Linked DNA regions of Homo sapiens: region 2 is linked to region 1. Evidence: chromatin loops called from intact Hi-C (ENCODE). Cell type or tissue: mesothelial cell of epicardium. All regions are shown on one strand. Each heading gives the region's core, and the rest is flanking DNA. Links, peaks and the distances in the headings are about the cores only. Region 1 overlaps TANC1 (tetratricopeptide repeat, ankyrin repeat and coiled-coil containing 1). Region 2 overlaps TANC1 (tetratricopeptide repeat, ankyrin repeat and coiled-coil containing 1).

Region 1 (12,735 bases), core at 3,242-11,241:
TTGCTCTTAACTATAACCTGGTTGTATTAGGCTAGCAACAAAGCAGATGGAATTTTAAATCCTGATGAAGTTATATCACAGGATTGTTGGGGGAAATACTTGGAATTTGACCACTCATATGTTGAGTCCATGCCAGTCCTCATTATATAAGTAAATCATAGCTAAGATTTTCTATAAATTAAAGCTGGCTAGTCTACCAAGACTGCTCTGAAACTTAGGTAATATCTCCTGCAATATGGAAAAATTTTGCTGTACTGTTTCCAATTAAAACCAATCTTTGTTGCAAAGACATAAGAAAATTCATTCCCATGTACTTGAACTCATAATCATAGAAATTTAGGAGACATGTCTAAAAACTTGAGTTCAGCTTTTCATGTCCTTTATAGGTTGTTTTTGCAGGCAATCTTTTACTACACTTTTATGTTAAACCTATTTTGAGAATTTGGAAAAATGCAGTAACTGAGATAAACTTAGTATCCTTCAATGGAAACCAAATATTTTTCAGAAGCGTTGAACAGTTGTTATTCCCTCATTTATCCCTAAAAAAAAGTTATCACCTATATCTATAGGTAAAACTTTAGCAGGTATTGAATTCAAACTATATGTATATAAGGATATTTGCAATATTATGTTTGTTGGTTCTTATTCTTTTGAGACAGCCTGTGTCTTTTGAGACAGACAGACTCTGTTACCCAGGCTGGAGTGCAGTTGTGCACCATCTCCACTCACTGCAACCTCCGCCTCCTGGGTTCAAGCAATTCTCCTGCCTCAGCCTCCCGAGTAGTTGGGATTATAGGCCCGTGCCACCACGCCTGGCTAATTTTTGTATTTTTGGTAGACATGGGGGTTTCTCCATGTTGGCCAGGCTGGTCTTGAACTCCTGACCTCAAGTGATCCACTCGCCTCGGCCTCGCAAAGTGCTAGGATTACAAATATGAGCCACTGCGCCCAGCGGATATTTGCAATATTATGTACAGTGAAACTTAAACTATTGAAAATCATCGAGTAAACTCAAAATAGCAGAATTCCTCTCTTTTTTGTGATTATGCATTTTTACCTAGGAAATGCTTATAGCTGGGCAAAAAGTGTTTTCAGAAGGCAATAGAGGCACGGTGGAGAATGTAATTTTTAAAACTTTACCATGTTTTTTTAGAGAGCATATTCACCTTGTTCCTGCTGTTCCATCAGTGCAAATGAGCACTATATTTTTCTTGACCTTGAGTTTGGCCTAAGGGAGCAAAAATCAGTATTAAACCATAATACAGGGAGAAGGCCAGATGAGGGCATCTTATTTTTTTTCCTCTCCCTGCTTTATGTTAGGACCTTGATCTAAAATAAGCAAACGAGGCACTGTGTTTATTTTTGAAGCTCTCCAGAGAGGCCTACAACCTTTACCACGTTTCTTAATTTTAAGTGACCTTTACTATCAGAAAACATTCATATTACTACTATTAAACAGTTACTTAGTTTTAAAAATTAAATAATTACTAGACTCTTAAGATTAAGAGTATTGTGATATTAAATCTGGACCTAGTAGGAGTTTACAGTAGATATAAGAGCCACACTGGAAGTTAGTATCTTTTTGTACAGCAACACTGTTTGGAAAATGAATAGGAAAAAAAGTCCCATTTTACAATAGAACAAAAACTTTATCAACCTAAGAAGAAATATGTGCAAGCTTTTTTTTTTTTTTTTTTTTTGAGACAGGGTTTTGCTGAGTCACCCAGGCTGGAGTGCAGTGGCGTGATCTCGGCTCACTGCATCCTTGACCTCTCAGGCTCAAGTAATTCTCCCACCTCAGCCTCCTGAGTAGCCACCACGCTACCATGCCTGGCTAATTTTTGTGGGGTTTTGTTGCTGTTGTTGTTTTTTTTAATAGAGATGGGGTTTCCGCCATGTTGCCCAGGCTGGTTTCAAACTCCTGGGCCTACACAATGCACCCACTTTGGCCTCCCAAAGTGCTGGGATTACAAGCGTGAACCACTGTGACTGGCTATGCAGCCTCACATTAAAGAAAATAAAACTTTATTGAAGGACTTAAAGGAAGACCTGAATAAGTAGAAGGAAATACTGTTTTTCTGAATAACCTGATTCATTATTTTAAACCATCTAGCTCCTCCATAATTATGTAGACATTCCATTTAATCCCTAATGAAATCCCCAATTTTTAAAGAAGACTTTTTTTTTTTTGAGTGGTTTTAGGTTCACAGCCAAAATTGGGAGGAAGGTTCAGAGATTTTCCCCCACACACGCATAGCTTCCACCATTATCAACATTTTCCACCAGAGTTGTGCATTTGTTACAACTGATGAACCTACATTGACACATTATTATCACCCAAAGTCCATAGGTTACATCAGGTTCACTCTTGATATTGTGTATTCTGTGGGTTTGAACAAACGTGTAATGACATATCTACCATTGTTGTATCACAGAGTAGTTTCATGGCTCTAAAAATCCTGTGTGTTTTTTTAAAACACTACAAAATTGATTCAAAAATCCATCTGGAAGAGAAAGTGCTTAAAGGAAAATCAAGGACAATTTGAAAATGTGAGGCAGGTGCATATAAATGGCCGAACCTGGTTCACGTGCCTCGGATCTAGCTGCATGAGAGAGCCCGGAAGAGTGTGTTTGGACTTCTTGGCTAAGATTTGTACAAGATGGACTTTACTATCCACCACCATATGCATTGTGGAGGATTCTTCAGTCATAGACATTGGGCAGGTTCCCTCCCCTTCAAAAACTAAGGAAGCACAGATATCTAATTGCAGCTCATTATGGTAGCTGTTACTACCACATAGCGAGTAAATGGCTCAGCTAATATTTTTTTTTCTACTGGTCTCCAAGAAATGAAACATAATTTGATCTAACATCTATGATGTAATTAAAGCTCACAGTTGGTAGTGTTTCTGTTCTTTCTTTAAACCCTGGAGATTTTGTCCTTACTCTGGAAGCATTAGGTGGTCAAGGCCTCTTGCTCTCTAGAGAAGGCTGGTCCCTGTCTACTTCTGTCCCTTCTGCCTTCCACCAGTCTTCAATCTGTAGTGTTTTGCCCGCTGTAATTCTCCTAGTTGTTCAGTATTGGTGAGGAAGTAGGTTCAAGCTGAGGCAGAACAGCAAAGTTCAGTGAACTTTTAATTGCAGTACTGCCTCAATTAAAATACAGAAAAAATATAGACTGATTAAGGAATAGTTCCTTAATGTGCCAAAATAAAAACTGTTTATGTTAAGTCTTTTATTTGTAGTTAAATTATTTGTGCTTTATTTTTCCCCAGTAGGGGGACTTAGTTTGAAGCAACTTGTTAAAAAAAAATTTTTTTTTGACCTTTACCTTTCTCTCATTAAAACCCAGGTGGTTGGCTAAATACACTTGTAATGATGTTAATTAAGGCATTGGATAGTCTCTAAGCCTGTGTGTGTACTGAATTAATCTATTAGCTTTGCATCTAATTCTTCACTTTGAATTTCAAGTAGAAGGAAGCTGTTTGCCTCTAAAGTTTAAAAGCCATTGATGTGATTGTTAAACTTGGTATTTTAAGCCATTCCAGGCTGCAGCCTGGCTTTCAGTGGTACCTTCTAAACATGCCTCAATACAAATGATGCTTTGTTTTATGTAGAAAATACGAAGCTGCTTTTGATTATTCTGTGCTGCCACTGCCCGTTTTCTGTGGTTGTGGACTATTTAGGAATTTAGTGCAGTGACTCTCTTGCTGAGCTATGGATATTTGGTATCTTCTTGTTAACATTCTCCAAAAGTGTTTCCCAAGCAACAAAACAAGCAGAAATAATTCAGTATAAAGGTATTGTATTTTTCTTTACTGGGGCATTTAAACAAATTCTGCAAAATGTTAGAACATGATTTAAACATAGAATGGGACTTCTGTGTTTTTTTGTTTTGTTTTTTGTTTTTTGAGATGAAGTCTCGGCTCTGTTGCCTGGGCTGGAGTGCAGTGGGTGCCATCTTGGATCATTGCAACCTCAGCCTCCTAGGTTCAAGCGATTTTCCTGCCCAAGCCTCCCAAGTACCTGGGATTACAGGCATGTGCCACCACACCCAGCTAATTTTCGTATTTTTAGTAGAGGTGGGGTTTTGCCATGTTGGCCGGGCTGGTCTCAAAATCCTAACCTCAGGTGATCTGCCCACCTCAGCCTCACAGAGTGCTGGGATTACAGGCGTGAGCCACTGTGCCCAGCCTGATTTTTAATAGGAGCAGGAATGCTGGTTGTTCCCTCTGGTTTGATAGGTTCCTTCATCAGATTTTCTTTGTTGTCCCTCATGTATGTCACAAAGTCAAGAAAAAGCATGGACTTTGAAATTAGAGGACACAGACTCACATCCCTGCTCGATCACCTCCTATTTAACTTGAATTTGGACATATTTTCTTAACCTTGATTAAACTACCTTATAGTTGTATTGTCAGGGTTGAATACGAATACCTTTCTGCAAAAGTGTTTTAGCTTGACATTTGGCCTCTGCTAGATATCCAGTACATCTTTTCTTTCTTGAGAAAACTGTGTGATACCTTAAAGAACTAACAAAACCCTTAAAAATATATAAATAAAAGATATACCTAATGTTAAAGGACGAGTTAATGGGTGCAGCACACCAACATGGCACATGGATACATATGTAACTAACCTGCACGTTGTGCACATGTACCCTAAAACTTAAAGTATAATAATTAAAAAAAAAAAAGCTTCTTGTTCCTTTTCTGTTATGGAGAAGACAGGACTGATCTCAGATGAAGAGTGATGTTCTAGAAGCTTCTTTCCATGACTTCCTATTCCCAAATATTCTGGCATCTCCTCTGGATACTAAAGGCTCTTCTCCCAGCTTCAGCCTTTCCCCTATAACAAAACTGGGGAAGCTCTGAGTCATTTGTCTGCCCTGTGGTGGTTTATGCTTTCAAAATAATGTATTTTACCTTTTAACCTCTATGAAGTACTTGCATTTTATGGTTTTCTCTTTATGAAGTTAAACTGAAAGGCTTTTCTCCTTGCTTAAAGGGATTTCGGGAGTTGGCAAGCAGTTTCGAGAATAGATTTCTAAGTACAGTTTATAAAATGTTATCTCAACACATCCTTTGTGAATGAAGGTCTTTATATATGGAGGGCCCTTGTCCCCCGACCTCTTCATAGCTTTTCCATGTGTTTTAGGGAAATATAAAGGATGAAAGAGTTAGGGGAAGTAGGGAACAGATATCTACCGTTTATCATTAGGCACCTACATGTAAGGCCCAAGCTGGTTTCATGCTGAACTGCCTGTTTTCCTGGTGGGGGGCATACTTGGAGAAAGCTCTGGACCCCAGAGGAAAGGGAAGTCAGTCACCCTGGACTAATAAGACCTTTTTGTGGCATAAGATCTCCAGCAAGGCACCACCTATCTGAATCATCATAAAGCATGTGATAAAACTCTCAAACAATGCTTCTTTACTTGAGCTGCTTTTTGTATGTGTATGTATAAATGCCATAGGAAGCTAGATCAGTAGTAGGCAAATGAGCAATTCCGAGTTCATTTTTAAATTATCAAATCTAATTTTATTTCACAAATTTTTATTAAAACTCCTCTGTAAAACACAAAGGTCTTATTTTGTACAGACTTAGTTTTCAGAAAGTTCCATGTATATGTAACTTAATTCCCATAAAAAGTTTCATCTTTGCTTTTCCATGTTTTCTATTTGCACTTCCTAGAAGGGGAATTCTAAGGTTTTATTTCTATCCTACAGGAATGTAAAAAACTTGATTTCATATAATCTACTGGCAAGTGTAGTTCCTGAGTGGGGAGACGGGCTACAAAGGATTCTGAAGTAGATTGGCTTTTATTTCGTGGCTGGTGATCCAAACTGAGTATTCCTCATAAGAGTCTTAAGGGGATGGTGTGTTTACCAACCAGTTGTCTTGCAGTTAATGAGGGTGGCCATCAGGTGACCAGCTGGGTAGCCCTAGCTCTGGATCAGCATCAAATTGAGAAACCTTATTCACATCCAGAATCAGAGTTAGAACGCAGCATCTGTGTGTCTTCTCTCTCCCACTCCCCTCTGTCCTTTTAGGGGCAGGCTAGTTATACCTCATCAGCCATGAAAATACCATTGTTCTTGTCCTATGTTCTGGTGACCACAGTGCAGTGGGTAAAGGTAAAACGAGCAACTGAGCAGCTGGTTTTAATTCTTCACACTCTTAAAGTTTGTCAGGGAGTTGCCCATTTTTAAGGGAGTTTGGAGCCTTCAACTGCTAGATTTGGTACATGGTGATGATCTTTATGCCCTGGGATGTCATCAGGAATGATGTCTCTGATGTGAGACATGCATGGAGGTGGCTGTAGTGGTTTGAGATCTTGTCTGGGTTTTTGTAGATCACGAAACTGGCTGATAGCAGAGGCTAAGAGCCTGGAGGTAGACTCCAGGTTAAGGATGGAAGAGAGCCACCTGCACACAGGGTCTTCCTGATGATTGTGTTTTTATTTCACTTGCCAAAATTAAGGAATTTATGTTAATGCATTGTTTCTTTGTGAGGGCTTGCTCTTCACGCCCCACTAAGCAAATTTTCTATATGACTTATCTAGAAAGCTTCTTTCCAAGTACGAGATGTTAAAAATATTTTGATTTTTGATAGTACATCTTCGTGTTGTCTTAGTCTGCTTGAGCTGCCGTAACAAAGCACCATTGACTGGGTGGCTTTAACAATAGAAACTTATTTCCCCTCGCCATGCTGCACGCTTGAAAGTCTGAGATGAGGGTGCCAGCATGGTTGGGTGCTTGTAGGGGTTGCCCTCTCCCTGTGTTCTCACATGGTAGAGACAGGGATAGCAAGTTTTCTGGTATCTCTTCTTATAAGAGCGCTAATCTCATCATGTGCTCATGTAACCCAATCATCTAATCTGACCTCATCCAACCTAATTGTCTCCCAAAGGCCCCATCTCCCAAATACTGTCACATTGGGAGTTAGAGCTTCAACATAGGAATTTTGGGAACACAATTCATCTATAGCACTTTAATGTTGTTATTATAAACACGATACCCTGGAGAATTGGTCATGAAACACCATTATTTTATGTACTAAGGAAGAAAAAAAGTCAATCAATTAGAATGTTTATTACACTTAAGATTTTCTTTAAACTACTAGAGAAGTAAAAATGAGAATATCAGTATTTGAATCCATGCCTAATATTTATATACTCAATGTACAAAATTCGAAAAATACGCTGGGCCCAGTGGTTCATGCCTGTAATCCCAACACTTTGGGAGGCTGAGGCGGGAGGATTGCTTGAGCCTAGGCGTTCAAGACCAGCCTGAGCAACATAGTGAGACCTTGTCTATTAAAAAAAAAAAACAAAAAAAAAACTGGCCAGGTGTTGTGGAACATGCCTATAGTCTCAGCTACTTAGGAGGCTGATGTGGGAGGATTGCTTGAGCCTGGAAAGTCGAGGTTGCAGTGAGCTGTGATCACACCATCACACTCCAGCCCAAGTGACAGAGTAGTAAGACCTTGTCTCCACAAAAAAAAGAAAATAGAAAACACTCATAATACTTACAAGCAAATAACCCAAGATATTCTGTATTTTTTGCTTTATCTTTTTTAAATACAATGTCATTTTTTTGTATAAAAAAAAGCCTAAGATTTTATTGTACCAATGTACCATGGTTTTATTTGGGCCCATTTTGTTTCCATATTTTTTTCATTTAAAAAACCGTCTGGAAAATACATACCTTTGTATGAATTTTATTTTAGAATATGTTTTCAAGCATGGAGTTAATAGGGAAAGGAAATGAACTTTTTATAAGCTGTTAGTGCCTCTTGCCAAATTGTTTTCTAGAAAGCTCATGTTGGTTGCCACCTGTGTAAGCAGTATGTGAATGTGCCTGCTTGCACAATTCCTATTACTAGGGGGTATTTGTGGGTTTTAGTAATCTTTGTCACTTTTATAGGTTAAAACTTGCACTTCATTGTTTTTAATTAGCATTTCTTTGAGATTGGTAGACCTCTTCCAGTATTTATTGCTCTGTTACATTTCTTCTTCAATGATTGTCTTTTTCATGCCCTTGTACTTGTTTTTTTCTGTTGGGATTGTGAGGGGCTTGTTAGTCTTGTTCTTCCCTTTTCCTAATCTGGCTGTTGTGTATAGTAATGCAAATTTTCTATATGACTTATCCAGAAAGCTTCTTGGGGAATTTTTACTGAAGTCGCTGATGGTGAAACTGCCTATGTTCTATAGGTAAAAGTTTCTCTGCGTTGTTAACATTTCATGTTTGTGCTGAGGCTAGAGATCCACTAGTCTGATTGGCTTATATTCAAGAATTTATAAAGAAACCAAAATAAAAGCATAAAAGCAACCCCATTGAGTCATCAAGCCATCCACAGTACTTGATAACATTCTGTCTTTGTGCACAGCCAAAGATGTCAAAGTTCCTCCTCTACCCAGATGTGCTGGAAGCCTGACTCCTGGTAAGTTCCCAACAGTAGATGGGGATAGTTCCAGCAACATTTCCTTAATAAATTGCTATAATCATAAGTGCAAACTTCTATCCATGGCTGCATGCTCTTAGATTATTATGTGTAGAGATTCTTTTTTAAACTATGATAAAGTAATGACATTTTGAAGTTTTAGATCTAGGAGGATCTTAGAAATTGAGTTCAATTTCTTGCTTGAGGAAGACCTGGAAAAAGAGGCATTGAGCAACTACCCAAAGTCGTATAGCTAGTTAAAGCAAAGATGGACTCAGAGTGTAGTGTTTGTACGTTAGTGGTTTATACTATGTCTCCGGCTGTCTTCCTTTATTATCTCACACCGAGTAAACATAAAGGAAAACATATCTCTATGTTATATCTCTATATCTCTATCCCTGAGATAGAAGATAGAAAATTTTCTTTATAATTTCTTCCTTCAGGGACGTTCATTTTGTTTTTTTTTTTCCTTTAGATTTTTTTTTCTTTTCCTAGAAGGATTATTTGTGAGATTCTTACATGGTCTTGATCTAGACTGAATCACTGAGTAGACAGGGTCTTGCTTTGTCACCCAGGCTAAAGTGCAGTGGTGCGATCATAGCTCACTGTAGCCTCTAACTTCTGGATTACGCAGTCCTCCCACCTCAGGCTCCCTAGTTGCTGCGCTACAGGCGTGCAGCTCTACACCTGGCTAACTTTTAAATTTTTTGTAGAGGTGGGGTCTCAGTATTTTAAAGCAAAGTTTTGCTTGGTATCCTTGAGACTGTCCTAATTCCATCCTATTCTAAAATCACTTGTTTTTGTAAAGCCATTCAAACTCCATAAATGTAATAGTGTACACAATTATAAAAACAAAACCTATATGATGGTATTAAAACAGACACTATTCCTATTTCTTCTCTGCTTCTCTTTTCGCTCCCCAAAGGCAATTAATGTTAACAATTTCTTAGATGATCATTCAAGATATTTTCTGTGCTTCTGTGCATATATGTATGTGCATATGGACACACATCAATACATATATCGATCCTTAAGAAACCCCACATGGACTTTATAATACATCTTATTCTGTAAACTACTATGATGATTGCATTTTATACATTTTTTTCATATTGGCACATATCGATATATAGCCTTCTAAAAAGTAGCTCAGTGTTGCATTGGGTAGTTATAATTTATCTCATTCTTCTGTTGATGGACACTTAAGTTATATATATTTTTTTTATTACAAGTCAGTTCTAGAGTGAATCTCCTTGTACATAACTGCCTGTGCTTTCATAAGAATAGTTGTAAGAAATTCTGTTGGGTAACAGGTTTGTTCATTTAAAACTTTTCTAGGTTTTGTCAAATTGTCCCTTTGAAAGGTGGTAAGTTTACAATTCCACCAGTAATATAAGAGAATACTTGTTTTTTCATATCCTTAGGTTATGATCAAACTATTTCATCTTTGCCAGCATGAGAGGCAAAAATTGTGTCTGTTTTTAATTATGCAGTTCTTTAGAATGAACTCAAACACATTTTTATATGTTTATGGGCTATTTGAAACCATACTTCCTGGGTTTGTATCCTGGCTCCACAGTTTATCAGCTATGTGAACTTGGGCAAATTACTTAACCTTTCTGTGCCCTGTGATTCACTTGTGAGGATTAAATGAATTACTATTTATAAAGGGCTCAAGCCCATGCTTGGCATATAGTATATGTTATGTCAGTATTTGTCAAAAATTAAAATTTAAATTTCTTACTCTCTCCTACCTGTTTGTTTACCTATTTTTGTCTTGGGTTCAATAGCTATTTTAATATTTTGGTAAGTGGTTAATCATCTGATAGCTTACTAGCTAAAGTTCTAAGCAAGGCAAATGTGTGTCTTGTTTAATTTTGAATTATAAAGCCTGAAAAGATATATGTAAGTCATCCTTTATTTTTTATAGGATCAAGTGAAGGATTTTGTATCAGTTCTGTAAATTCACTGTTGAAAACTAAGAGGTTACAAAGCAATATTTCATGGAGGTCAGCTCTCTTTATTTCCCTGCTTTGTCTGTGAGTTTTGATTCTACTAATCTGATTAAACCTCTTAGAGCTACATCCTTAGCTCCAAGATTCTGAAGATTAGAGATTCTGGAGGATTTTTTCCCCCTCCATCCATTAAATTGTTACCATGGTTATTGGACTCCTCCAACAGTACCTCTAATCCTTCTGATTTCTGGAAGCAGCATCTTAAGGGTGAATAACTCTGCTGGTTTGGTTTCAAAAAACTTAAGTAACGTAAGAGTCTGTTTGAATATGCCTACAGTTTTCTTTGAATAATTTTTTCTGAACCTGTTTTCTTGCCTACAAAATGAAGTTAGTATTGCTCTGTATCATTAAGTAATTATGAGGGTTAAATATTTTTTTAAAAAACTTCAGGCATGATAGTGTTGAAGATATAGGGTTGTTTTGTTTTTGTATTTTTTTTAAACCTATGGTATACCTGCTTTTGGGAAATGCCCATTAAGCAAGGAACAATAAAATATATTTGTAGAGATATTTAGATTTATATTGGGGGTTTTTGGTACTTAAATGTTTGGGGGAGGGATGAGATAATGCTCAAGATATTAGAAACCAGAAGGTGAATCTCAGTTCAGCAAAAAGTGAATCTTTTGGAGAAAATATGATAGCACTATGAGAAGTTGTTGTTGTTTTTTAAAGAGATGGGGTCTCACTATATTGTCCAGGCTGATCTTGAATTCCCGAACTCAAGCGATCCTCCTGCCTTAGCATCCCTAGTAACTGGGATTACAGGTGTGAGCAACCTCACTTGGCTGAAAAGTGTGTGTGTCTTTTTTTTTTTTTTTTTTTTTGAGTGTTTGCTGTGTTTCAGACAGTGTGCTGCATGTTTATAAACAGTTACATCATCAATAGCTTATTAATAGAGGTCAAAGTACTAGCTTAAGACTACATAGTTACTGAGTGTCAGAGCCATGGTTTGAACCTAGTTTGTCTCCAAAGCCTATGTTTTGGGCAGTATAGCAGCCAGGCTGCTTGGGTTCACCTGCATCTATACAATGGGGATAATAACAGTATCTATGTCCTCTCCATTGTGAAGATTAAATAAATTACAGTGCTTTGTTGACAAGGGCTGTCCCAAATCAATAGAAAGGGAAAGGGTGGGCGGAGTTAGTGGAAGGTTGAGGGAACCCATCACGGACTCAGACAGTGCCACTTAGGGTAAAGCCAGTGCCCGCAATAACAGTTTATCATGCTCATTAATTTGGGATTTCAAAACACAAATGAGAACTCACACCTACCCACCCCCAAGTGCATGTCTTCATCATGTAAAAAGTAAGTTTCCTTTGAAAATATCCTTTTGCCCCTATTTTTGTTTGTTTAGACAAATATCTAATTTATAAGAAGTGCATGGGAGGGGTTTTAGAAGTTTAACGAATTTTTAAATGAGAAAGGGTAGTTTGGTAGTCTACTTGAAAATGTTTCTGGGAAATTCCCTAAAAACATAGGATTTTGGTGACCTTAGCTTCTGTGTTCCTACTGCCACCCAGAAAAGGGGCAGGGCTCTGCAACCCCCGGGACAAATGGGCACCCCATGCCTATACCTCCCTCCCCGAGCTAAGTCCCAGGGCATCTGGGCCTTGCCTGGAGACTGGGCTAGCTCTGTAGGCTCGGAGAGCCTGGGGAGGGTGTTACCCCACCTCTTGTATTTTGGGAGACAGGGAAAGTGAACAGACTTCCCCTTCCCATACCCCTCAGGGTGGTTTCCCTACCAGTCAGGCTTACTGCTTCTAGAAGAGAGCAGAGAGTGTCAGGGAGTGAGACTGCATTTCTGGGCTTAGAAGTAAAGGATGTGAGACTTGTTCAGTATTTGCCATCAGCACAGGGAAAACCAGGAGAAAGCCTGGCTCCAGGACCTGGAGGCTTCTGCCCCGTACGATCAGAAGGTGGATAGATCTTCCCACTCTAGCATGGCTAGAACTCTTAAGAGTCTGTGGTGCTCCATCTCTATTGATGACCCCAGCTCAGTAACTATACCTGGTATATTTCCTATGTAAAATCTGTACCTTGAAGGCAGAGCATTCTGAATAAAGTTGGAAAAAGAATAGCTTTGCAAAGATTGATGATAGACTGGTTCCCCAAAGGCCTAGGCTACGCATCACCCCTTTTTCCAGAGCGAGGGCCTGGAATGAAGACAGTTCCTCCTCTGCCCCTGGAGCCTGAGATTTGCTTTGGCTCCTTGAGGTGGAAGAGGCTAAGAGTGCAGCTGCCCAGAGCAGCTCTGTGTACAGCCCGGCTCCTCTTGGGT
Region 2 (12,735 bases), core at 3,463-11,462, 55 kb after region 1:
TCTCTAGAGACAATTGCGTTCTGCATCTCTGTTCCCTGTTCTTGCCCTTGATCTCTGCACCCTGATCTTGGCCCATGAGTGCAGGTAGAGGATTCGCTGTGTGTGGATGTATGCAGATGCATGCCAGAGCAGGTAGGTGTGAGGATGGGGCTGAAGAATTTCCTTCAGGTGCTCCCTTCCGATGGTGATTTTTTTCTGTATAGGGCGAAGGGTGGAGTGTGTATGTGCGTGTATTAGATTTGTTGGAGAAGGCTGGGATAGTCTTGACCTGGTCACTGTGGAGGATGGAAAGAGAGAGTGCTATTGAGTGAGACATAGGACTGCTCTGCCTTCACCCTCTCCTGGCTGGTTAGGGAGGGGTCGTGGAGCACCTTCTAATCAGTGGAAGCTTTCAAGGGACTGGGCTGGGACCCACGCTCCCCTCACCCCACCTCAACCCCTCCAACACCTCCCCATATCTCCCTTCTCACATTCCTCCCCTTACTTCTGAATCTCCTGCCCTGACAGAAATGAAATGGAATTCTGTGGTAGCCACTGTACTGAGTAAATATTGGAGAAGACATTCCCAAATTACAGGATTTCTTAGAAGTTACTAATTTATAGCAAATGAGTATAATTTACTTAAAAAGCAGAAATAAACTTTTTCTTATTGAAATATATATTTGTGCCCCACCTGAGTACATAGCTCTGTGCTAAACACTGTAAAGAAGCTAAACAGAGACAAAGTTCTCTTCCTCCAACTGCTTTTACTTCGTTTAGGAAATGGAAAGAGTAAAACCCCCTGCCTCCCACCTCTGTGGTCCCATTCAGTGACGCCAGTCTCCCCTCGTGCCCCCAGCCTCAGGTACAGCTCAATCGCTGCCTTCCTCCCTCCCGCTGCTGTTTTTCCCAAGTCATTTAACATCATACTGTTTTGTCTTCATACTTGAATTTTGAGCTTTCTTGGGCTGTGGGCAAGGTCTTGCATAGCTACTCCAGACAGGCCGTGCCAGTGGGTTTCAAACTTGAGTGGGAGGCCAGGTGAGGTGGCTCACACCTATAATCCCAGCACTTTGGGAAGCTGAGGCGGGCGGATCATTTGAGGTCTGGTGTTCGAGACCAGCCTGGCCAACATAGTGAAACCCTGTCTCTACTAAAAATACAAAAATTAGCCGGGTGTGGTGGTGCCTGTCTGTAGGAGGCTGAGGCATAAGAATCACTTGAACCTGGGAGGCAGAGGTTGCAGTGAGCTGAGATCGCACCACTGCACTCCATCCTGGGCGACGGAACGAGATTTTGTCTCAAAAACAAAAAACAAGCCTGAGTGGGGCATCGGAATCACTCTGTGGTCTGGGGAGGGGCTGAGAATTTGCATGTCTAATAAGTTCGCAGGTGATGCTGTTGCTGTTGGTCCAGGGGCTGGTCTGAACCCACAGGGAAAGAAAATTCTCAAGGATCCTGCCTTCCTTTTGGAGTCAGTTACTTCAGGCAGTGGAGGGCTCACTTCCTCCTTGTGCAAACAACAGAAGAGCCCTGTGGCTTAAGGCCTACTTCCTGAGTTCCTTAGACAAACTCTGAAATTAGCCATTCTAGGAAGATCGATCTTTCCTCCAGGGATATCTTTAAATCAAAGTTTGTGGTTGTTCAATTGTTTGTAGCTATTTTCTTAACCATTCCTACAAAGCTAAGGAAATCAGCTGCATTTTTTTTTTTTCCAGAGACAGGGCCTCATTTTATCACCCAGACTGGAGTACAGTAGCATGAGCATGACTCACTGCAGCCTCGACTTGTGTGATCCTCCCGCCTCAGCTCTCCCCACCCCCCGCCCTCCTCACCAAGTACAGGCACGCACCACCATGCCCAGCTAATTTTTGTATTTTTTTGTAGAGATGGAGTTTCACCATGTTTCCCAGGCTGGTCCTGAACTCCTGGGCTCAAGTGATCCTCCCACCTCAGCCTCACAAAGTGCTGGGATTTCAGGCGTGAGCCACCATGCCCAGCTGGTATTAGATTCTTTATGGCACATTGTAATTACTACCAAAAGTCAGAGGAAGTAAGAGCTAGAGATTTCCTCCTTGTGAGCTCACAACCAGGCATGAATGAAAATAAGGCTTAGGTGGAGTTCTGCCCATACAGATTTATTAGTAGGCTGTCACAGCACAGCCACACAACCTGCTTTATACGCCTGGTGAGGCTCCAGCTTTGTCCTTTTCAGGAGTCTGCTCTGACAGCAGCTTGCATTTGGTGTTTACCTGTAGCACATGAGACAGTGTTTCATAGACATTATGTCAGTGTTTTATTGCTGCCCTGAGAAATTACTACAAGCTTATCTTAAATCTATTATCTCACAATTCTTTAGGACAGAAGTCCAGGCACATCTGGCTCTCTTCTCTAGGTTTCCTTAGGCCAAAATCAAGACGGTAGCAGGGTGGTGTTCTGTTAAGGCTCAGGGGATGAACCACTTCCAGGCTCATTCAGGAGGGCAGAATTCAGTTCCATGTGACTGTAGGACTGAGGTCCCCATTCCTTCCTTCCTCCCTCCCTCCCTTCCTTCCTTCCTTCCTTTTTTGACAGAGTCTTACTCTGTTGCCCAGGCTGGAGTGCAGTGTCGTGATCTCGGCTCACTGCAACCTCCGACTCCCGGGTTCAAGCAATTCTCCTGCCTCAGCCTCCTGAGTAGCTGGGAATACAGGTGCCTACCACGCCCAGCTAATTTTTTGTATTTTTAGTAGAGATGGGGTTTCACCATGTTGGTCAGGCTGGTCTCGAACTCCTGACCTCAGGTGATCCACCCGCCTCGGTCTCCCAAAGTGCTGGGATTACAGGCGTGAGCTGTTGAGCCCGGCCTAGGTCCCCATTTCTTTACTGGCTGTCAGCTGAGGATTCTTCTCAACTTTAGAGGCTGCCTGCATTCCTGTTTGTGGTTCCCTTCCTTCATCTTCAATGCCAGAAAGGTGGCTTCCTTCTCACACTTTAGTGTCTGACCCTTCCTCCTGCCTTTTCTCACTTCTGCTTTCGAGGGTCTGTGTGATTATAGCAAGCTTACCCAGATAATCCAGGATAATCTATTTGAAGGTCATCTAATTAGTATTCTTAATTCCATCTGCAGAGTCCCTACATGGTCGTACCCAGATTGTGTTTGATTCAGTAATGAGGGGATGGGATCTTGGAATGATATCTTTAGAATTTGGCCCACCAAAGGCAGAATTCAGGTTTTCCTGCCATTTTACATCAGGGACTTAACAATTCCTGGGAATCAGCAGCTGGACCTGGGGCCATTTACTTATCAAACCTAGGGCACCATTCTTAACCTTGAGCCTTACATTTCTGAGGCTTATTACAATCTGGCCTGCTAGATTTTTATATTTGGGTCACACACAGGCAGAGTGTTTCTGACATTTCCAGTCAACTCCCTTACCTCAAATATCATCAATTTCACCACTGAAAATGTTCCAACAGCTGTAATACTAATTAACAAAGTCAGTAATTTAACCAATATGAAAGCCCATTTCTGACCCAAAGTATACTAGTTAACATAACCTGCTCTTGGTTGGTGATAAGGATAGCTAGCAGACTGGCTTGCAGTAGTGTCTCTTGAGTGTGGCTTTTTGATTAAAAGCTGGTTAACTACTCTTGGAGCCTGTCTTCCAGATTAAGACAATTCATTGCTTTTAGGCAGTTGGCTTACAGCCACTGGACATATCCCAGCTTATGTTGAAGTGTTTTGAAATAAAATTCAAATGATATAGTAGACTCTTGCCATCTTAACCGAGAGCATCGAGAGTTCAGTCATGTCTGTGGTTCTCACCCTTGTGCCTGGTATGCAGTGGATGTGTCACAGATATTTGTTGAGTAAATAAAATGAATTAATGCATTTCCATGCTTTCATATATAACAATTTTAGTACAGTGTGAGAACAGCATGACAGATTGCACTGGAAGAAAGCAGAAATGTTACTCAAGTTACTTTGTTGTACTAGGAGCTTATTGTACTCATGATGCTATAAACATGTAGACTACAAACTGGAACTTGAAAGTGTTAACATTTATTTTAATGATACCTTATTGAAAGGAGCATGGCTACAAAAAAATCCCATCAAAAAGTGGGCGAAGGACATGAACAGACAATTTTGAAAAGAAGACATTTACATGGCCAACAAACATAAGAAAAAAAGCTCAACATCACTGATCATTTGAGAAATGCAAATCAGAACCACAATGAGATACCATCTCATGTCAGTCGGAATGGCGGTTATTAAAAAGCCAAGAAACAGATGCTCGTGAGGCTGTGGAGGAACAGGACCTCTTTTACACTGTTCCTGGGAATGTAAATTAGTTGAACTATCATGGAAGACAGTGTGGCGATTCCTCAAGGATCTAGAACCAGAAATACCATTTGACCTAGCAATCCCATTACGAGGTATATACCCAAAAGAACACAAATCTTTCTGTAAAGACGTGCACACGTATGTTTATTGTGGCACTATTCACAATAGTAAAGATGTGGAATCAACCCAAATGCCCATCAATGATAAACTAAAGGAAGTGTAGTACATATACACCATAGAATACTATGCAGCCACAAAAAGGAACAAGATCATGTCCTTTGCAGGGACATGGATGAAGTAATGAGAACACATGGAGAAGAACAACACATACCGGGGCCCGTCAGGGCACGGGGGGAGGGAGAGCATCAGGATAAGTAGCTAATGTATGTGGGGCTTAATACCTAGGTGATGGGTTGATAGGTGCAGCAAACCACCATTGCCATGTTTACCTATGTAACAGACCTGCACATTTTGCACATGTATCCTGGAACTTAAGATACAATTTGGAAAAAAGGAGCATGGCTCCAGTTTGATATACTGTTTTCCTACCAGATTGTGAACATTTACATCCTCACAATGTCTTAGGCGTTGCACCAATGAATAAAGGCTGTCTGCCCTTTCCCAGTGGATCTTCGCAAACAAGGTATTTGAAATAAATAAAAGGAGGCTTATTAAGAGTGGTGTTAGGTGACTTTTGTGTTTTCTTCACTATCAGCAGGTGACACACTTTTTTGTCTTCTGTTTTTTTCTTCCCTAGAATTGCAGTCTGAATTTCCCTAGATCTCACTTGTCTTTGGATTAGGATGAGGTCCCAGTAGTAGTGACTCAAATCACACTGATCTTTTGCCACTACCTTTTCATACAAGGCCCCAGGCCCTTGTAAAAGTGTTCCTGAATGCTTCTGGAAGTACCCAGAGGGTGTCTGCTGGGACAGCTGGTGCACTTCTGTTTCCAGGTGCCTTGTCCTTCATCCATACCCTGTATCCCAGGAGTTGTGGGGGGCCTGGTGCTGCGTTTTGTCATTCCCTGGAGGAGAGCTGTCAGCAGTTTAGTTACTTAATCCCCTTCTGCCTCTCATGGGAGATATCCAAGGGATGGATGCCAGGCTGTGTTTGAAATTGCCCTCCTCTTTGGCCAAGGTTTTCCAGCTTGGTCAGTTCATTTTCTGTCTCCTTCCCCCAAGGTGAATCTTCCCAAGAGGCTCTTACCCTGTAAGATGGTGTCTTTGGACGGTGCCTTCTGTCCCCCGAGCCGTGCCTCAACTCAGGCAAGAGACAAAAGCACAGGGAGCCAGCCCATGTTCCTGTTATAAAGACTCCCTTTATCCCACAGGCTTGGGTAGGCCAAGTCATCATCTTTTTTCAGTCCCTAATTGCATGTCACCTCATTCTCCTCCCTGACCAAGCACTCTTTTGTTGGGGGGGCAGGGGAAGAGGGGTCAAACTTTAGAAGCTCTGTCTGGATGTCTTGCTCCTTAAAATCCAAGACTTATCTGGTAGTTTACCACGGTTTGCCATTAGGAATTGGCTATTTAATGCAATTTGCCTTAGTGATAAAGGTTCCCCCTGCCCCCAAAATATTATCTTACTCATCTCTTTATTTTCCTCATCTTGTGAAATTTCCCACTGTGGAATGAAAACCTAGATCAGATAAAATTGGCAGGAACCTTTACTGTGAAAGTTCAGGATGCAAAAAAATCCCTAAAATGATTGATAACATACAGTGTCACTTTTCACAGCCTCCAGATATCATGAAAAATGTAAGATCCACTTTAAATGCAATAAGTAGCCTCAGGTGTTCTGTGTCCCAAATATTGCTTTCATATAAATATATAATTATCTTTAACCGAAACACTCAGAAATGAAAGGTAATCCCTGCCCTTCTCCCTTTCACTGCCTCGAGATAAAGCTGGGTTTGGTTTATTTCTACCATCTCTTTTAAAAAATACTCCTTATGTGGCAGTTTCTAAGCAGCAAAATAGTCAGCTGTGTGATTAAAATGTCAAAAAGCAGGAAAACTGGCCGCTGGGAAAGTCTATTTGGAGATTTATGTAAAGGCAGAATTCTGAATGGGGAGAGTGCTGTACCTTCTGGGCTGCAGAGTGGAGTAATTAAGGGAGGGTTCTGGCCACATCCTTCCAGACTGACACAGGCCCTGCTACACAGTTAAAGAAGCTGACAGGTGCTTGGGTTTTGTTTTGTTGTTTTTTTTTTCTTTTGCAAGCTGCATACTTGATATCTTTGGGTTTATGGCTGTGTAACTTACTTTTGGCACTTTGTTGTTTTTAATTTTAAGGGTCCTTTATAACTTTGAGATCCACCTTCTCCTGTATCACATAGTGGAGATTGTGAGGGGAGGGGCAGTGGCCTGGGGAAATTGGAATGAGGAGAAGGATCTAGAGTTCAGATGAAGTAGCTTTAATTTATGATGGAGGGTAATGCCCATTTATCTTAAATCTTGTAAACTGAACACGTTGGTGCTCCACTCACAGCCACTGCACTTCACTTGAACCTGACTGGAGTGGGTGGTAAACAGCGGTCTTCCCTAGAGACCCCGTTCGTGCTACCAAAGTGTCATCTGTGGTCCCAGCCCACACCTTGAACATCAGAATCTACATTTGAAGCCTGTGCACGTTACAGCTGGAAAAGCGGCGGCAGCAGGATACCAGTACCGGGGGCGGCGGGGGACTGGGAGCCCAGCCCTGGAGACATGCCAGCTCCTAGAGGAGCTGGTTGTCAGCTAATACCAGACGGTCTTTCCTTGTTCTCGTTGTTGTTGTTGTTGTTTATTTCATGTTTTTATCCACAGACAAGTCTTGTTTTGTTTTTAAGAGCCTCCTGCGTTAAAACATACCCAGTAGCTGGAATATCATGCTTTCTGGGTAATTATTATGTAGTATTACATTCTGGTTAATTTGGGGGGATTAATCTCATAACACTTGGTTTAAGTAAAAGGGGGAAGTTAAAAGTAGCTTATGCTTGAATATTTCGTTTTAAACAAAAAGTTGTGAGGGGAAGGTGCTGGGCAGTAGTTTTCCCTGAGTGAGGGCTTGGGGAGATGGATTTTTCAGTCTGGATCTCTGTTGATAAGGACTGTGGCTGCTTTATGTGGGGGAGTGTTCCGTATAGATGGCACAGCGATTAGTGTCATTGTGGTTTAATAGGTGGTCATGTGTGATTGGCGCTTGGTGACTGTGATGGCTCCTGACTGTGTGGCCTGCAGTTGTTCTGTAGCCGCAGCCTGCTTAGCTGCCCACATCATGGGCTCCAGATGTCCCTTGTGCCAGTATCCTTTTGTGTAATAGAAACAGTATTGCTTTTCTTTCTATAGGGCGTTTCTTCTTTTCTCTCATTCCTTAGTTTATTTTTTTAAAGAGACAGGGTTGGCACAATCATAGCTCATTGCAGCCTCGAACTCCTGGGCTTAGGCAGTCCTCCCAAGTAGCTGGGACTACAGGCGTGCACCACCGTGCCCAACTCAGAGTTCCTTTCTTAATCTGTGTCAGTTGCTGTCTTTCAGGGTAGGTCTTTCCTCACCTGCCTGGTGGTCCTTGGCTCCTTATTTGTATATAAGGTGCTAAAAGCTGATTGAAAGGGGTACGTTGAGGGCAAGCTGTGCTGCAGCATGATGGTCAGGGATCTACCTTTCTTGGGGTGGGGGGTCCCCAACTATGATTATCTTTAGGCCTTCTTCTCTTGATGAGCTTCCCCAGAGAGGAATCCTCCCATCTCTTCCTGCCGTGGCCTATAAGCTTGGCTGTCAGATCTCATAGCTGGGGGCTGGGGGTGGGAGATACGTCTCTGGCCCATCAGTCTGCATGTAGAATATTTCTTAATCTACTTTTTCCTTAGCAGTTACAAGTTTAAAAAAAACATGAAAAGAAAACGGCACTCATGAGTTTAGCTCTTGAATCTCTCTCCATGGTCTTAGAATTGAGCCTTTCCAGAGAATAAACTTGGCCTCCAGGATGAGGGAGGGGAAGGGATGTTCCAGGCTTAAGAAATTTCTGGGATTGGGGGGTCTCACTTTTCCTTCAGTAGTTTTCAACCAGCCACACTACTGGATGTCACCCGCGCCCCTGCCTTCCGATGGGCCTGCTGTCACCGAGGCTCTGGCCCGGGCTGAGCCCTCATCACTCCCCCTCCCCCCGCCCCTTCCCCTGCCCCCACCCAACACTAACCTTTCTGCTCCACCTGCTCCACTGCTCCTTGGCAATCTGTTTCCTACCTTCAGAGGCTTGGTTTCTGGCCAGTGGCTCTTTCTCCTTTCCCCACTGGTCTTTCTTTAATCTTTTTGCTACAACTTTAATGGTGTTTTGAGAGGGAGTGGAGGCAAACACGTATCATCTGCTCTGCTTAATGCAAAGTATGCACAAATTCTCTAATGAGTGATTGTGGGGGACAATAAAACCTATGGTTATAAATTTATCTTGTTTTACAGCACTTTATGTTCAGCTGTTTGTGAAAAGCAATTTAAATACAAGGATCATGCAGGAGAACAGTTGTTTATATTCACTTAATATTTCCTCTAGTAAAAGGGAAGATCAGAGACAAGTAGGATGCATAAACGATTTGCTGCCTCTGCAGCCAGCGTCCATGGATGTTGATGACTGGGTGGTGGAAGTTCCCAGTGCCTGGGCTTTTTCTAGAATTGCATATTTAATCCAGATTTGATAGTTGTATAAGTGCTCAATGGTGATTCAGTGCCTGGGCTTCAAAACTGCATAGACCAGGGTGTGAATTCCTTCCTGCTTTGTCATGTGTGGGCCGAGTTCAGATAAGAACAACTTATTTGAACCTCAGTTTCCTGACCTAAAAATGAGGGAAATTGTACTTTTCTCCCAGAGTTATTAGGAATGAGTGAATTAATGTATGTGCGTGCTTTGCCTTGTGTGACCACTGAATATATATTTTACTTACTTTGTTATATTCTAGGTCTCCTTTCGTATGTGACATTACTGTGATTTAGTGTGCCTGGGAACCAGGTGGGCCTGGTCTTTGTGCGTGGATTTTCCCCTTGTAGCAAGAGGTTCATTTGCTCACCTTTAGGGTCTGGGACATATTAAGGCCCGAGTTAGGGGACATGAGGAGGGAGGGGTACAGTTTTGTTTTGTTTTGTTTTGTTTTTCTTTTGTTTTGTTTGAGACAGTCTCACTCTGTTGCCCAGGCTGGAGTGCAGTGGTGTGATCTCAGCTCACTGCACCCTCCATCTCCTGGGTTCAAGTGATTCTCGTACTTCAGCCTCCAAAGTAGCTGGGACTACAGGCACATGCCACCACACCCAGCTAATTTTTTTTTTTTTTTTTTTTTTAAGTAGAGATGGGGTTTCACTATGTTACCCAGGCTGGTCTGGAACTCATGAGGCAATCCACCCACCTCGGCCTCCCAAAGTGCTGGGATTACAGGCATGAACCACCGTGCCAGGCCTGGGTACAGTATTTGAACCTAGGTCTGCCCAACTCATGAGTCCCTGCGTTGAGTATCCTGGCTCCTCAGGGTTGAGTCTATGAGTTAGGGGTTGGATCTGAATAGAACCGTTCTAAGACAGTTAAACAGGCAGGCACGTGGATGCTTTCTGAAGGCTCTGGGTGATACTGGGTTCCAGGATCCAGACATTTACAATAACCATCATACATTAATGAAATAGCCCACATTTTAAGAAAGTGCTTACTATTAGAGAATAGTTTTGAAGACTCTCTTGGGTAGGTAGATTGGAGCTTGGAAATAGATCTCTTTAGATTTGCTGTTACTGTACCCTGAAGAGTTAAGGGGAGCAGAAATACAGGCACTTCTTGAGCAGTGGCCATGCCTGCTCATTGGGCAAATTATCAGGCAATAATAACAAAGAGCTTTACCTCCCCAGGTCCTTCAAATGGATGAGGGCAGATGAAGGGAAAATATGTCAGCAGTTCATTTTACCTTAGAGAGTAGGTGGCAAACCAAAAGTGTATATGGGTTCTTGTCTTTGTTCTGGTTCCTTTTTTTTTTTTTTCTCTTTTTTTGTCTGAGACAGGGTCTTGCTCTGTCACCTTGGCTGGAGCACAGTGGTGCAATCACGGCTTACTGTAGCCTCCAACTCCTGGGCTTACAAGACCCTCCTACCTCAGCCTCCTGAGTAGCTGGGACTACAGGCAAACGCCACCACACCCAGCTAATTGATTCCATTTGTATCTGTCCTATTCAGGCCCTTCTTTCTAGTTTATGTCTCTTACACAGCAAATAGTTTAGCTCCACCCCCAAACCCCCACAAGTCTTTTTCCCTACGCATATTTATGTGTGGATATATATATATGTTGTAGATAAAGTCTGGATACTGTTGAATAGCCTACATCCCGCACTTAGATTGCAATTGTGTGTCCCCTGTAACCATTCTATTTTAATCTTTGTAAAAGTTCCCTTTATGACAGGGTTAAATTATGAAGACCGCCAAGTGATTAAATACTACATGAATCATTTAAAAACGATGGTTCCTGAAGTTTGAAATACCGTCCTTATTTGTAAAGTATTATTAGCTTATTTGATAACAGTCTAGTTTAAGATGTAGTACACCCATGTAGCTGGCTAGGAATTGGATTATTTTTATAGTAGTATAAATGCTTTTGTAGTATGCCTTTAGATGGCAGCATCTCTCGCCATAAACCATCTTTTGAACAGAATTTCTTAGATGCAGAAGACGTTTGAGACAGAAGGATGGTCTATCTGCATCACCCCATCATGACACAGTGGTGGAACTGGGCCCCTGGGACTGTCAGGGCTATGGCCCAGGGCTAAGAAGAGGGGATAGTTGTAGATTCCTGCCTGCATGTCTTCTACTACCCCTTCTCTTACTGATGTAAAATGTTTCCTATCTTTGTGGTCTTGCTAAAAGCCACTTTAAGGCAACCAAGGAACACTAGAATCAAGGAAGTGATTTTGGACCAAAATGTAACAGAATAGGCAGTATTTTCTTTATTTTTGAGACAGGGTTTCACCCTGTCGCCCAGGCTAGAATGCAGTGGTGTGATCTTGGCTCACTGCAACCTTTACCTCCTGGGCTCAAGTGATCCTCCCACCTCAGCCTCCTGAGTAGCTTGGACTTCAGGCGCACATCACTGCACCCAGCTAACTTTGTTTATTTTTATTTATTTATTTTTTGAGATGGAGTCTTGCTCTGTCGCCCAGGCTAGAGTGCAGTGGCGTGATCTCAGCTCACTGCAGACTCCACCTCCTGGGTTCAAGCGATTCTCCTGCCTCAGCCTCCTGAGTAGCTGGGATTACAGGCGCCCACTACCGCGCCTGGCTAATTTTTGTATTTTTTTTAGTTGAGACGGGGTTTCACCATCTTGGCCAGGCTGGTCTCGAACTCCTGACCTCATGATCCACCCGCCTCGGCCTCCAATGTGCTGGGATTACAGGCATGAGCCACCGCGCCTGGCCTCTTTGTTATTATTTTTGTATAGAGACCAGGTCTTCACTGTGTTGCCCAGGCTTGTCTCAAACTCCTGGGCTCAAGTGATCCTTCTGTGTTGGCCTAAGTGCAAGAATTACAGGTGTGAGCCACCGTGCCTAGCCTTTTAATTTTTTTTAAGCAGTTTTGTTTAGGTATAATACACATCCATACAGTTCACCCATTTAAAGCATACAATAGACTAATTTTAAATATATTCATAGAGTTGTACAACCATCCCTACAACCTAATTTTAGAACATTTGGTCACTCTAGAAAGAAGTCACATATCCCTTACCATTACCCCACAGGCCTGCATAGCCTGCATAACCCCCAGCCCCTGGCAACCATTTATACTTTCTGAAAGATTTGGCTATTCTGGGCATGACATATGAATGGAATCATGTAGATCCTTTGTGACTGGCTTCTTTCACTTAGCAGAATGTTTTCAAGCTTCATCCATGTTGTAGCATGAATCGATACTTCATTCCTTTCTACTGCCCAATAATCCATTGTGTGGGCAAAGAACATTTTGTTGTTGTCATTTGACGTACCTTTAGCTAGTACAAATGGCGTTACTGTGAGCATTCGTGTACAAGTTTTTGTGTGAACATACATTCCCATAGGAGTAGAACTGCAGGGCCATGTAGTAACTCTGCACTTAACCTTTTGAACGACTGCCAAACTGTTTTCCAAAACGGCTGCATCATTGTATGTGAGGGTTCCATCCAGTCTTACGAAGAATTCCGGATTTTCTGATAATAAGCAGGGGCTGTGGGAACAGGAGGTAGGAGATAAGCCTGTTGGTCTCTCCTATGTCTGACCCGCTTGCTGGCTGCTGTGCCCCGCACAGTTACTGTGCGTCACCAGCCAGATAAGATGCCTGTGTTCTTGTGGCTGGTGCGCAGACTGTGTTGCTGTTACAGGCCGGCTGTTTGTAATCCTTGCCTCCTGACTTTAGAGATACCAAGCTACCAAATTGTCTTTGTCCCATCCTTGTCCTAG

What was found. Peaks named below come from ENCODE experiments on the same cell type or tissue, not always from the same donor. Only the 100,000 strongest peaks of a DNase experiment are listed, where the experiment ranks them.
Region 2: a loop joins it to region 1, with 26 times the contacts of the local background. A loop is called at or near these places in 3 of 110 quality-filtered maps.

Annotation. Positions count from the first base shown.
Region 1 is chr2:159,068,087-159,080,821 of GRCh38, forward strand. All of the region lies in intron 3 of TANC1 (tetratricopeptide repeat, ankyrin repeat and coiled-coil containing 1), which reads left to right. Among named protein-coding and RNA genes, the nearest start is that of TANC1, 110 kb to the left of the region's middle. In mesothelial cell of epicardium, for the core only: CTCF peaks have their summits at 3,331 and 3,534; no DNase peak of the experiment used is centred there.
Region 2 is chr2:159,123,062-159,135,796 of GRCh38, forward strand. The region is part of intron 4 of TANC1 (tetratricopeptide repeat, ankyrin repeat and coiled-coil containing 1); the gene reads left to right. Among named protein-coding and RNA genes, the nearest start is that of MIR6888, 57 kb to the right of the region's middle. RefSeq lists enhancers at 526-1,039, 1,040-1,551. In mesothelial cell of epicardium, for the core only: no CTCF peak of the experiment used is centred there; a DNase peak (open chromatin) is centred at 6,976.